Regions from separate parts of the Mus musculus genome. Here all the other regions are linked to region 3. Evidence: chromatin contacts called from ENCODE Hi-C or POLR2A ChIA-PET data. All regions are on one chromosome and are shown on one strand. Each heading gives the region's core, a stretch centred on a gene start or an enhancer-like site at or near the end of the contact. The rest is flanking DNA. Distances are from core to core; before and after follow the strand shown. Region 1 holds the start of Cdr2l (cerebellar degeneration-related protein 2-like). Region 2 holds the start of Mrpl58 (mitochondrial ribosomal protein L58). Region 3 holds the start of Armc7 (armadillo repeat containing 7).

Region 1 (4,554 bases), core at 692-3,191, 94 kb before region 3:
TTTCAGGTTTTGCCATATTCTGGCTAGATGTCCTTTTCTGGTTATATCACAACATATATTGAGTGCCTCAAGAATGTTCACACATGCTGGGCAGTGGTGGTGCAAGCCTTTAATCCCAGCACTCGGGAGGCAGAGGCAGGTGGATTTCTGAGTTCGAGGCCAGCCTGGTCTGCAGAGTGAGTTCCAGGACAGCCAGGGCTATATAGAGAAACCCTGTCTCGAAAAACCAAAAAAAAAAAAAGAATGTTCACACATGATGGGTCTCAACAAAAACAAATTACATGAATGCTGGAGGATTAGGAAAACTCCTTTAAGGAAAAAAAAATTCTTGGATGGATTAAAGCATGGCTTTTATGGGTGTAACTGGATATCGGATTTGGGTCTTAAGCAGTAAGAAACAGACCTTAAAGTGAAAAGGGCAGAATACAAGTAACACGTGCCCAAAGTTCATTCCTTCCAGCCTGTTTCCAGACATACAGGTTTTTAAACACTCCAGTTCTTTTTTTAAATGAGTTCTATTTCTATATTTATTTATTCTATATTTATGTGTATGAGTGTCTGCCTGCCTGAATGTATCTATACCATATGCATGCTTCGTACCCAAGGAGGTCTGAAGAGGAGAACTGATCCCCCGGAAGGAGTTCCAGGTGTTTCTGAACCACCATATTGATCTGAGGAATGAATCCTCAGATCTTCTACACGAGCAGTTGAGCCATCTCCAGCCCACGGCCTAGGTTCTTTTTTTTTTTTAAGAATTGTTTATTATTTGTAAGTACACTGTAGCTGTCTTCAGACACACCAGGAGAGGGCATCAGATCCCATTACAGATGGTTGTGAGCCATCATGTGGTTGCTGAGAATTAAACTCAGGACCTCTGGAAGAGGAGACAGCCCTCTTAACCACTGAGCCATCTCTCTAGCCTAAGACTCAGATTCTTAAAGGTAGGTGTGTGTGTGTGTTCACTCATGTGTGTTCATGTGTGTGTAGAGGGTACAGGACAACCTCCAAGTGTTACTGAACAAGGAGCTGTGCACCTTGCTTTTTTTGAAACACGGCCTATCACTGGCCAATTAGGCTAGGTTTACTGGCTACCATCGATCCATCTCTCCTGGCTCCCCAGCTCCCAGAGCTGGGATTTCAAGAACAAGCCACGCACTCTGCTTTTTTTTTTTTTTTAAACAAAACCAAACCTGGTAAGCACTTTTAATGTGCTGAGCCACCTCCTCAACCCCCTTAAAGTAATGTTTAGCTTTGCTTAGTTTAGTTTACAGAAAAACTTCCACACTGTAGCTTAGTCGGGCCTGGAACAAGCTGTGTTAAAAGTCTGGCCTAAGAACTCAAGATAATCCTATTGCTTCAGCCTCCTAACTCCCGTTAGTAGAGGAGGGAACCACTGTGTGTTTTCTATGTGTGAGACTTTATGTAATTACAAGTACCCAGAGGCCAGAGGTGTCAGAATTTCCCTGAAGCTGGCGTTACAGGCTGTTGGGAGCTTCCTGACGTAAGTGCCGGGAACCGAACTCAAATCCTCAGCAAGAACTCTTGACCTCGAGTGTTCCAGCAGCCAAACCCCCATTCAAGGTTCTTAAAGATGTTTCTAATTTAATACCATTTTTTAAAAAGTTCTTCGGATATATCAGTGGGTCAGCACGTTCTCCGCAGGTGAGGACCACTGTGGACATCAGACAGACCCTTGCTCCCAGGAGAGCCAGAAGGACAGATAACAAGCAAACAAAATAATTCCAGATGGACGTAAATAAAAGTCGGACGTGGAGGAAAAGCAGGACAGAGGGTTGATCCAGCAATTCCCGGACCAGGACACCAGGAAGGTCCTTGCCTTCGGTCCCGCCCCTTATTTGCATACGTCTTTTGATTGGTCTCCGGCGGCAGGTCCCACCCCGCAAAGCTGGCGGCCTGGGAAGCTGAAAGCGGGCCGGGCGGAGATGCAGCGGCGGCTCCGGGTGTCGCGGCGCGGGCCGGGCGGTGTGCGGGCCGGAGGCGGGCAAGGGGTACCCGCCGCTGCATCCGCACTCTGCTGACGCCCTAGCCCTGCAGGTGGTCCCGGGTGGTCCCAGCTGTCGTCCCACTTTGCAGTCCCCACCCCTCCGCCCTTTGTGCCGCCGCCACCCGGCGTCCCCAGTTCGGCGGGACCCGGGGAGCGCGGGAGCCAGAGGCCCCGCTGGGCGCACGGGGCCGGCAGCGGATGGCGATCACGGGCGGAGGGCGCAGGGGCGCTGCAGCCCGAGCTCCCGACGTTGGAAGCCCGGGCCGCCTCCGCCGCATTGTCCCGGGCTGCGAGCCCAGGCCCTGAGCTGCCGCAGCGCCCGCCCACCGCCACCCGCGGGGCCATGCGGAGAGCCGCGGGGATGGAGGACTACTCCGCAGAGGAGGAGGAGTCCTGGTACGACCATCAGGACCTGGAGCAGGGTGAGCGCGTTGGGGAGGGAAACAGCGTGTGCCCCAAGACCCCTGACCACTACTCCATTGTTGGGCGGTATCCCCAAGAAAAGGGCTAGGCTGGACCTGGTGAGCCCAACGGAGCATGATGCGTCTTGAGAATGGGGACGTGGACCGAGAAGGGCGCTGCCCTGGAATATTCTGACGCTGGAGAGAGACTTGCAAAAGTGTCCAGTTGACAGGGCATCCATCGCCCTTCTCATTTTAGTAGCAGCACCTACTCGCGTGCCCCGGTAGGGTATTGTTAGGGGGCCCGATTGCTAGGTAGAATGGAAGTCTTGGGGCCCACAGAGGATTCTTGTTACTTTTGCTAAGAATGCACTGTATATTGAGATAGGTCATCTCTCCAGATCAACAGCACCTGTCCGGGCTAGAATTTCTGAGCTCTAAGACTTCCAGAAAGTTTCCCCAACTCGCTTCCCTCTGCCCAGAAAGGGGGTGGTGCATGCTCACGCCTGCGAAGAAGCTGAAAGTCTCCAATCTGCCTTCCCAAGAGAGGCGTTCCCTGGTCCTTCCCTGCATGGGGCTTCCACCCAAGTGGCTCAGGATGTGAAGGGGTCCTTTAGCAATTTCAGACTTTGCCAAATGAGATCCCTGGGGAAAGAGGGAGCCACTTCCGTGGCACTCATCTAGAAAATGACTAGAGGGGAGTTAGAAGCTGGTGATGAGGTGGCTAAAATGACATCACTGAGAGGTGGAGCCGACCTGACAAGAAGGCCCGAGAGGGTCAGGGTCAAGGCCAAGGCCTGCCGAAGTAGTCAGACCCCAACCTCCTCTCTGCTGGTTCTTACTGAAACCCTGAGGGTGAGGGTCACCTGCATGCTCTGAGGTATTAAAACACAAGCCTGGCACAGTGTGTGTGTGCCACAAAGGCCGGTCTCCATCCTTAGGGCCCAGAGCCCTGGTTTTGCCAAGATGGGAAACATGCACTTGGATCCTGGAGCCTTTGTCTCCTGACCCACTTCCCCATGCAGCTGAGCTTCACCTGCAGATGAGGGGCTGTCCCTGTGCTTGTCAGTGAATCAGAACCTTGGGAGAGCTCCGCAGGGTAGAGAGTGTTGGGTTAGGCATTGCTATGCCATGAGCTTCTGTGACACCTCTTCTCTGTCCTGGCCACTACCCCTAAAACTTTACTCTCTAAACACCTACTGGCCCCATGTGAGCTCCAGACATCAGCCTGGGACCTGGGCACAGTCACAGCCTGACCCTCTGGGCACACAAGGGCTGATGGGGTAGGCCCACTTGTATGCTGCTCTAAGTGTAAGTGATTATGGGATGGCTTCCTGGGAGAGGCTAGCGCAGAAGGAAAGATGAAAAGCCGATTTCTGGCGAAGATAGCCTCTAGGGGAGGCAGATGCTAATACCATGGCGGTCGTCTCATTTAGTTCCCGCACCCCTAATGAAGGCTTGGCACCATGCCCAGCCCAGATGTGGGAGGAAGAAGAAGCCTTGCAGTAGGGGTGGGAGATGTGTGGCTTCTGCCAAGGGACAGGAACTGCCATTCCAGCAGGATTGATAAGCCCCAAACACTCCCTGCTTCTTGGGTCCTGCTGATCAGGCCTGCAGCTCTGGTCGTAGACAGAGCTCAGGAACCAGGATGATACCCAGTAATGAAACACGTTATAAAGACAGAGGCCCTTCCTTCTAGATGCTGTGCCAGCATCTAGGGATGGAATCACCATCCTCCTGATCCTGAATTCCAGCGGAGGAGACGGAAGTGGGAAGTTAAAGTAACCACTGTGGGACAGCATAGTCCCCTCAGCAAAGAGCTCTGAAGGAGGGCACGCTGGGAGAAGGGATGTTTGTAACCAAGGCCTGGGGCCAAATGAAGGACAGGAAGTAGGGGACAAAGGAAGCCTAGCCACGTAGCTCCGCATGCCAGGCCAGGAGAACTGGGCAATGGGGTGGAGCGTCTGCCAAAAGACAGTCATGTCAGAGGGCCCGTTTGTGTTCCACTTTGTACCCAGTCCCCAAATTCTGTCCTTCCCATCCGCCCAGACCCACAGAGGGATTTCTGACCCCACACATTGGAGTATCCTTCCTGCCCGCTTGCCCTTACCCTGGGCCAAGCCCCAACTTCACTCCCCAAAGAAATTG
Region 2 (4,410 bases), core at 1,737-4,236, 72 kb before region 3:
GAGGAAGAGGAGGCACTGTTCTCTACCTTCAGTGCCAGGCTTCTCATTGTTATTGTTTAACATGAGGTCTTATGTAACCTTGGCTGGCATGAAACTCACTGTGTGATGCAAGCGGGCCTCAAACTCAGAGTGGTCCTCCTGCCTCAGTCTTCCATTATAGGCATGCTGCACCCCACCCCACAGAGTGCTCACCTGTCCTGGTTTTCCTCCCAGTATCCTCTCTTCCCCAATACTGAATGGCTCCTGGCAGCAGCCAGCAACGAGCAGGGCAGCTGCTCTCCACACCCCAGGGCAACTTGTCTCTCTTTCTCCCCTCTACTCCCACCTCTTGCAGAATCCAGGCCGCCAGATGGCCTGAACAGGCTGTGTTTACTTGGAGCCCTGGAAATGTACAGCTTCCTTTTCTACGACTGTGGGTCAGGCTGGAGCCCACCTCGGAGCAAAGCTGCCATGGGACCGCTCTGATTTTATTATTCATAATCCACAACCCGAATGGATGCCTGGGCTTGCTCCCCGGAGCAGCATATTCCAGTCACTATGGAAACGGCTCAGCTCCCTCAGAGGTTCTGGGACTAAGTCAGTCAGGGAAGGACCCAGGAGACTCCTTCCGAGCCAGAGCCCCAAAGGAAGATGTCAGTTGCCAATCCTTGGAGTTCACGGAGTGCCTGGGGGCTGGTTTATCTTTCCAATAATGTAGAGACTGTAAAGGCTTGCTTCCATGACAGTTTCCTGTCTCAATGAGCCAGTGTCTCTGGGGAATACTTCAATTGTCCCAGGGGTGTATGTTTGTAGGTGATGATACGGTCTCAAAAAAAAAAAAAAATCAAGCTCTTCATTATGAGTTAATCACAAGCATTACTAACAATTACTAACATTTATTGACATCTATTTTCATTTATTCACAACCTCAACCAAGGAACTTAGCCAAGGATTAGACACCTTCAAACACTTCTTGTCTTACTTGTAGCCTTAGCATTCCAATTTACTGCCTTAACACCACTATGAAACAACCCTACTTAGCCTGCAGTCTTCTGAACTCTGTACCTACTTCTCCAGTTTGCTTTTTTTTTTTTTTTTACTTTTTTAATGATTTATTTATTTTATGTATAAGAGTACACCAATGCTCTCTTCAGACACACCAGAAGAGGGCATCAGACCCCATTGCAGATGGTTGTGAGCCACCATGTGGTTGCTGGGAATTGAACTCAGCACCTCTGGAAGAGCAGTCAGTGCTCTTTAACCACTGAGCCATCTTTCCAACCACCTCCAGTTTGTTTTTAGTGGCTAGAAGAATCCACTATGCTGCTTCTTAAAGCTTGAGGAGGGAAGATGCCTGTATTTAGAACCACTTCCAGTGATCTGCCTCCCATCCCTGGCTGGGTATAAGCAAAGCCATTCATCACAACTCTCACATGGGTGTGAGTGGCTTATAAGGCTGTTTTGTAGATAAAAACAAAAAACCTGAAGTTGATTCAACTTGACTGAAACTCAACTTACAAAAATGAACTGCTGCTGGGCATAGTAGCACTTGCCTTTGATCCCAGCAGTCAGGAGGTAGAGCAGGTGCATCTTTAAGAGTTCAAGGCCAGCCTGGTTTACAGAGCGAGTTTCAGAACAGTCAAGGTTACACAGAAATACTGTCATGAGGAAAAAAAAAAAGAAGAAAAAGAAAAACCAAACCAAAGAACAACAAAAACGTGAACTACCATGAAATTCACTTGACCCACAGTCGTGGTATGTCTGTGATGTGACACACTCTGCATGTTTGGGATACAGCAGAGACCTTACATTCTAACTTGGAGACAGGCAATATGTTAGAACATAAGACTGGGCCTTGGAGTAGTGGTACAAATCTGAACACCTGTGAGGTGAAGGCAGGAGGGTCAGGAGTTCAAGACTAGTCTGAGCTAAATAGGTTGAAACCCTGTCTCAAAACACAAGCAAAAGACAGACCTGGTTGGGTAAGCTTTTAATACCAATGCTCTGGACTGAGAGGCAGGCAACCTGCTGTATATAGTGAGCTCCAGGCCAGCTAGGGCTACATAATTGAAACCTGCCTAAATAAATACCACAAAACCAACCCTTAAGCTCAAAATCGAACACACAAAGATTGGTTGACTGTCTATCCACTCATCTATCTAAAGCAAGTTAGGAATGTGGCTCACACTGAACAAGGGATAGGAAAGGGCAGGGAAAGTCCGAGCTTAGCAGGTAAGGTCGTCCTTGCTGTATCTAGTTAGGTTGCTCAAGGGTCCAGGGAAGGAGAACAGACTCAAAAAAGAGAAAAGGGTGTTTCTAGGATGCTAGATCCAGTGTTTGTTTATGTATTTATGCATTTATATATTTGTTTACATACACACACATTTAAAATGATTTTTCCAAGACAGAGTTTCTCTGTATAGAAGCCTCGGCTGTCCTGGACTCACTTTGTAGACCAGGCTAGCCTAGGTCCACCTATCTCTGCCTCCCAAGTGCAAGGATTAAGGCCTGGCCATGTATGTATGTATGTGTGTATGTATGTACTATTATTATTTTTTTTTTATGGTTTTTCAAGACAGGGTTTTTTTTCTGCATAGCCCTTGCTGTCCTGGAACGCACTCTGTAAACCAGGCTGGCCTCGAACTCAGAGATCCACCTGCCTCTGCCTCCCAAGTGCTGGGATTAAGTGCCACCACGCCTGGCCATGTATGTATTATTTTTATGACAGGGGCTATGTGACTAGGTTAGGCTCTCATCTGCCTTAGCCTTGAGAGCAGTGCTGGGACTGCAGGTGAGCACCGCTCAGTCAGACCCATACAGGAATCTTTTTAAGAAAAATCTCCCGTAGGTGGTCTCTATCTGCCGGTCAACCTCTACCAGATGTCAGCTGGGTGCGCACCACTTCCCACCATCACCGCCAAGGTGGACAGCCCGGAGCCCGAGAAACCCGGCGGAACTTAAGAGCCAGCTCAGCCAAGGCTGGCGGACCGCCGGAAGAGTGAGCACCGGAAGCGGTCCTGGGAGGTGAACATGGCGACCGCCTGGGGCCTACGCTGGGGCCTGAGCCGAACTGGAACGTTGTTGCTCGCGCCGCCCGCGCGCTGTGCTCGCCGGGCTCTGCACAGACAGGTAGACGGCACCACGTTCCAGAGCATCTACAGCCTGGACAAGCTGTACCCCGAGTCCAAGGGCGCGGATACCGCCTGGAAGGTCCCGGTGAGCCGAGAAAGGCGGGACGGAAAGGGCGGTTCCTCCCGCTGCTAGGTGACGCGAGGAAGCCGGGCGGCTTGCAAGGTTTTGGTTGCCCCAGGAGGAACTGATCGCCCTAGTAACCCGGCCGGAGGTGCGGGATGTGCTGGGACTGTAGAGTGTGATTGCAACCCTCGTGGCTCGGGTAGTGCAGACCCTGGGAGAGAGCCGCCACATACGCGTCTTTCTAGATCGTTAGTTTGTCCACGTTTGCTTCCCGGCCTTCAGGCTCACATTATATGGGAAGATGTGCATTATGGACCTTGAAAGTAGTAAAACCTGAGATCCGCAAGTTGGGACGTTACCCAGTCTTTTGACCCTAGTAACGTTAGGAAGCCTGAGACAAAGCTGGTTTGGTCCCTAAGGGTCCATGTTTAGCCTGCGTCATGTAGTGGTACTGCGTGGGGCCTGAGCAGGAAAGAGAGCATCTATTGAGCTGCACCTGTAGGATTGAAAGAGCATCAAGTATTTTCATTCATCCACTCGCACCTCATTCAGCAGACATCTTTTGAGAGCATGCTGTTAGCACAGTGCTAATTTGGGGCAGAGAGTAGTAAAACAGAAATCCTAAGGCTGTAAAGCTCGTATACTGGAGGGCGACAGACAAAAATAAATGAATAAACCCAAGTAACACTAAATATGATACTTCAGAGATAGTAAGACTCAGAAGGCAAAGGTGAAGCTAGAGATAATAACAGTTGTAGGTTTGTTGTTTGTTTGGACAAAGGATCTCATGTAGCCTAGGCTAGACTCGAACTTGCTACATAGCTGTGGGTGGCTATGAGCTCCTGATCCTTCCACGTTCATCTCCCACGCGTAAAGATTACTGGCATGTATCACTGTACTGATACATGTTGTGAGAAAAGCTCTTTAAAAGCCCTGGATGATCTCTAGTTTGCAGTGATCTTCCTGCCTCTCAAGTACTGAGATTACAGGCATATACCAACAAACCCAGCTAAGCATTGAAGTTTTAGGTAGAGTGATCTGGGAAAAGCCTGGAAGAATGGGCCACAGTGGCCTGAATCTGTAACCCAAGCACTTGAGGCAGAGGCAGGAAAAATCAATTGGCTCATAGCCAGCCTGGATTATATGAGACCTTGTCACGTACAAAGACCTGGAAGGAAGACATGAGAATACTGGGGAGATGAGTGTCCCCAGCAGAGCAGGTGCAACCATTTCAGA
Region 3 (4,571 bases), core at 1,166-3,665:
CCCCCCTCAGATCAGGAAGGTTAAGAGTGCTGCATCAAGAAGTTGAGTCTTATGCTAACTGGAGCCATAGCAGGCACAGATGAAGACCAGTAATACTGGTCCTGGCGCCTCTGCAGAGAGCAGGGAAAGAAACTTTTCTGCTGTCCTGGAAGGAGCCCTTTTACTTGGGTCTCAGAAGTTGTACAGTCTGAAGAGTCTTCTGCCATTGAGCAGGGCCTGAGCCAGAATCTCCTTTTACCAGACTCTATCCACGTATCCACGTAGGGGAAGGCAGACCTTGACTAACCAGGAGCCAAGAAGACAGGCTAGGTAACTTAAGGAACATTATAAAAACTGGCTTCTATGTGCAAACCGTAGTCTGTGCTCTGCTCTTGGCCTCTGAGGTTCCCCTTTCTCCGGAATGTGTTGGAGGTATCAACCCTGAGGCAGAAACTGGCTAAATCGGCAGCTGCTGCTAGCCTGAGCCCATGGCCTGGAGCTATGTCCACTTACTCGCTTCTGGTGCTGGTCTCTGAGGTCATCTCTTAAGGCTAGCTGTCATCAGCCCAGGCTTGTCGCAGCAGGGTACTCCAGGGAAGGGGAAAACGGTCTGAATTATATACAAAAACATTCCCTGCCGCACGGGTCATGAACTCTGGACTAAGAAAAGCGGAAACCAGGCCTGAGTAAATTTCCTCCATTCCCTCAGGCTGGCAGGAACTTCTTGGGGTTGTTTGTTGGTTCAGGCTCCACCAGGCTCCAGCAAGAAAACCTTATCAGGAAAATGATTTTATTTTCATGACTGACGCCAGCCATCCTCCTCCACAAGTCCATCTGGCATGAATAAGCATCTTTAGGAGGCGATCGGTTCCTCTAAGGTGCTGTCACGAGTGCCCCCTCATGGTCAAAGGAAGTACTGCAGCCGTGCATTTGCTGAGTTGCTTATGTTCACTGTCTCTAGACCTTGGGTGGAGACGGCTGAGTAGGTAAAGGTGCTGGCTGCATGCCGACAACTTGAGTTTGATTCCTGGGACCCACATGGACAAGGAGAGGCCCCACTACCACAAGTTGTTCTGTGGCGTGCCCATGTGCGCGCACCATACACACACACAAATAAACGTTATTAAAAAAATTTTTTTGGCCTGTATGAGATGCCATCTTCCAATTGAAGTCTGCCTCTCTGTCTAATGTCCCCTACTGCTTTCCGGATCGCAACTCAGAACTGAGCTTGACCCCACCCCCACCCCCCAAGGAAGTTTCTACTCTGAAGGGCAAATGCCAGGGACCTATTTTTCATTCTAACAGAAAACAGAGTTGGGGCTGGCTAACAGGCCCACGTCCAGGAAAAATAGAATCTGTGATCCTCCAGCTAGGAAATTTTCATCACACTTGCCCGTTGGTAATAATGGCATTAATCTGAGGGCAATAAGCAACGAAGAAATGAGGGTGCAAATGTAGTTTAGTCACGTACATCAAACCTTCACTTCCATCTCCAGCCCCACCCATGCCCAGGTGTGCTGTAATCCCAGTTCTTTGGAGCCTGGGGCTTGGAGACAAGATGGAAGCAAAGTCTACTCTTTTGTAGCCAGGATCTGCTTTGGACCATCCCTGGAAAATTTTGAGGGGAGTCTGCAAAGTATTTGTTCTGGAATCTCAAAGGCTCCAGGTCCCCAGGTCTTTGATGTTCTGACTAGTCAGACGCTTGGCCATCTTGAGCTGAGATGTAAGAAGTCTGCCTAGCCTGCTTCTTATAAAACCTAAAGGGCACAGAGTTCTCACGGAGCAACCTTGGTTCTCAAGCATCCAAACTAAGACTAAAACTCTTGCTCTTGGTTGATGTTGGGCATGGATTGATCACTGGAACTTAAACCCCAGAGGTGGGGGCCAGGGAAAGGTGAAGTACACAAACCATTCTGCTGTGATTCAGGTCCCTGGTACCAAACATAGTACATGACCCCTGACCCTTGCCCTAAAAACCCTTACTGCCTCCATCCTCCACCTCCACCACAGCACGGCAAAGCTGGGCCCCTCCCTGACGCTCCTTGTGACCCTAAGATTGTGTTTGGGGTTTGATGGATGTTCTGTTTTGTTACCAGGGTCTTGCCATGTAGCTCTGGATTGCCTTGTAGACTAAACCGTCCTTAAACTCCGTGTTCTGGGATTAAACTACTATCATGTCTAGATGGCCTGAAGATCCGTCTGCCCGGCTGTCAATCCATCCACCATTCTCTCTCTCCTTTTCTCCTCTTTCCCTCCCCTCTCCCTTCCTCTCTCCTTCGACGCATCCCCGCTGCGGCGGCTGCGCAGTGGAGGGTTAAAGCCTCCAGCTCTAGAAATCCGGAGGGAAGCCCAGGAGGCGCCCAGTAACCACGCCCAATCCCGTCCTGGTCCCGCTCACTCCGTTTCCTGGGGCGGGGCTAGAGAGACTTCCGCCCTGAACCAGGAAGCGGTGCAGGGAGTGTGGTAAGGGGGCGTGCCTGCCTTCAGTTCCGAAAAGCCACAGCGTCTCGCCCGGGTTGAATTTTGGTTTTCAGATCCGGCTCAGACAGGATCCTGAGACCCCTGGCCACCCCCACAGCTCATCCCCAGCTGCAGACGCGGATCTCAGGACAAGACTGGGTTTGCTGCCGCTCTGTCGCCGCCGGGACAGGTCAGGATCCAGGCCTTGTGGCCTCTACCGGAGCTCCCAACTCCGCCGCCCCAGCCATGGCACAGAAACCCAAGATAGACCCCCACGTCGGGCGGCTAGGCTACTTGCAGGCGCTGGTCACAGAGTTCCAGGAAACCGAGAGCCAAGGTAAGAGGTGTAGCGTGGGCACGAGGGACCCAGGAGGGTTCTGACGGCAGCCGCCGCCGCACAGGTCCGACCCCAGGGCTGCTTCCCATTGCAGATGCCAAGGAGCAAGTCCTCGCCAACCTCGCCAACTTCGCTTATGACCCGGGCAACTACCAGTACCTACGGCAACTACAAGTCCTGGACTTATTCCTTGATTCTCTGTCGGAAGAGAATGAAACCCTAATCAAGTTTGCTATTGGTAAGAGTTAGGCTGCCCCCAACCCCCGTGCCCGCGCGCCTCCCCCCAAGTTATAGACTAGAGCGACTTGAGAGTCAGGCATGCCACTCGCCTATAAAACTAGCATTACGGGAGGCTGAAGCAGGAGGATGGTTGCGACTTGGGGGCCAGCCTGGGATTCAGAGTAAGACACTGTCACTAAACAAACTAGTGTTTGGGATGGGATCTCATCTAGGGCAGAGCTGCCGTGTGTGGACCACCTACCTTCTCCTCCTCCACACATTATCGGGGTCACAGCTCATTCCAAACAAGTCGTGTCTTTCTTCCTCTTAGAAAAGAGATAATAAGTGAGGAAATGGGGTGAAACCTCTTTGAAAGAAGTTTAGTTTTTTGTTTGTTTGTTTGCTTGATTTTGATTTTTTTGAGACAGGATTTCTCTGTGTAGCCCTGGCTATTCTGGAACTCACTCTGTAGACCAGGCTGGCCTTGAACTCAGAAATCTGCCTGCCTCTCTGCCTCCCAAATGCTGGGATTAAAGGTGTGCGCCACCACTGCCCGGCTGGAGCTTGCCCTTGTATTGTTTACTGTCAAGAGGTGCAAAGGTAGCTTAGAACTCCTATAGTTGGGTTATTGTAAGGCCGTTTGAATTATTCAAGGTAGACTCTTTTACATTTGCTGTGTAGGTGTGTGTTTGCATGTGTGTGTGGATGAGTGTGAGTATGCATGTGCACCAGGCTGTATGCATGAAATTTGTCAAGAGTCAGTTCTCCCCGAGTACAGTGGTACATGCCTTTCATCCCCAGTACTGGGAAGACAGAGGTAGGTAGATCTTTCCGAGTTCCAGGCCAGCCTAGCGTGAGTACTGAGTTCTGGACCATCTAGGGCTATGTGGTAAGATGTCGTCTCTAAAAACTAAGGTAGTCGTTGTTGTTGTGTTCTCCTCTTCCAGTTGCTAAGGGAAGATCTCTGTGCCTTCAGAGTAGGGCAGTGCACTCCATAGCTGGGCCGTGAGCCTCCAGCTAATGGGGAGAGAGTGCTGGGGTTCCAGATGCTCGACACTGCATCTGGTTTTCTTATGTAGGTCCCTGGAACCGAATTCAGGTCATCAGAATTGTGTGGCAAGCTCTTTTACCTACTAAGCCATCTCCTCTGCCCCATGATAGATAGTCATTATTGGGCACCCTATAAGGAAGGTACTGGCCCAGGTTCTGAGGAGATGGTGAACAGGTTGGGGATTGTATTCTGGAAGGGGAGCTAGGTGGCGAATAAAACAAGCAAAGTAGAGATAAACAGGAACTCAGATGGAGCCATAGGAGGTGTGTCACGCTACTTACGCTACTTCCATTTCAGCCATCTTGGATATGCGATGTAGACAAAGCAGCTAAGCAGGAAGCTGTTAGAGGGAAGCTGATGTGTTAGAGGGAAGCTGATGTGTTAGAGGGAGGCCGATGTGTTAGAGGGAAGCTGATGTGTTAGAGGGGAAGCTGATGTGTTAGAGGGAGGCCGATGTGTTAGAGGGAGGCCGATGTGTTAGAGGGAAGCCGATGTGTTAGAGGGAAGCTGATGTGTTAGAGGGGA

The links. A loop is a pair of places that touch in the nucleus more often than their neighbours do. ChIA-PET counts read pairs that join two places held with the same protein, here RNA polymerase II (POLR2A).
Region 1: POLR2A ChIA-PET joins it to region 3 with 21 read pairs in Patski. The contact joins the promoter of Cdr2l here to the promoter of Armc7 in region 3. POLR2A ChIA-PET finds 5 or more read pairs at or near these places in 4 of 5 experiments (Patski and embryonic stem cell).
Region 2: POLR2A ChIA-PET joins it to region 3 with 15 read pairs in Patski. The contact joins the promoter of Mrpl58 here to the promoter of Armc7 in region 3. A Hi-C loop is called at or near these places in 3 of 37 maps with a recorded cell type or tissue (CH12.LX, gastrocnemius and heart). POLR2A ChIA-PET finds 5 or more read pairs at or near these places in 3 of 5 experiments (Patski and embryonic stem cell).

Annotation. Positions count from the first base shown.
Region 1 is chr11:115,379,975-115,384,528 of GRCm38, forward strand. Cdr2l (cerebellar degeneration-related protein 2-like) reads left to right here and starts at 1,942. Exons shown (of 5, transcript NM_001080929.1): 1 at 1,942-2,427. The coding sequence starts at 2,349.
Region 2 is chr11:115,400,766-115,405,175 of GRCm38, forward strand. It overlaps Mrpl58 (mitochondrial ribosomal protein L58), which reads left to right and starts at 2,987. Exons shown (of 6, transcript NM_001347645.1): 1 at 2,987-3,195. The coding sequence starts at 3,010. Gm32013 (a long non-coding RNA gene) reads right to left here and starts at 488. Exons shown (of 3, transcript XR_880312.3): 1 at 1-488.
Region 3 is chr11:115,473,252-115,477,822 of GRCm38, forward strand. Armc7 (armadillo repeat containing 7) reads left to right here and starts at 2,416. Exons shown (of 3, transcript NM_177778.5): 1 at 2,416-2,776; 2 at 2,871-3,014. The coding sequence starts at 2,686. It overlaps Slc16a5 (solute carrier family 16 (monocarboxylic acid transporters), member 5), which reads left to right. Exons shown (of 4, transcript NM_001080934.1): 4 at 1-1,147.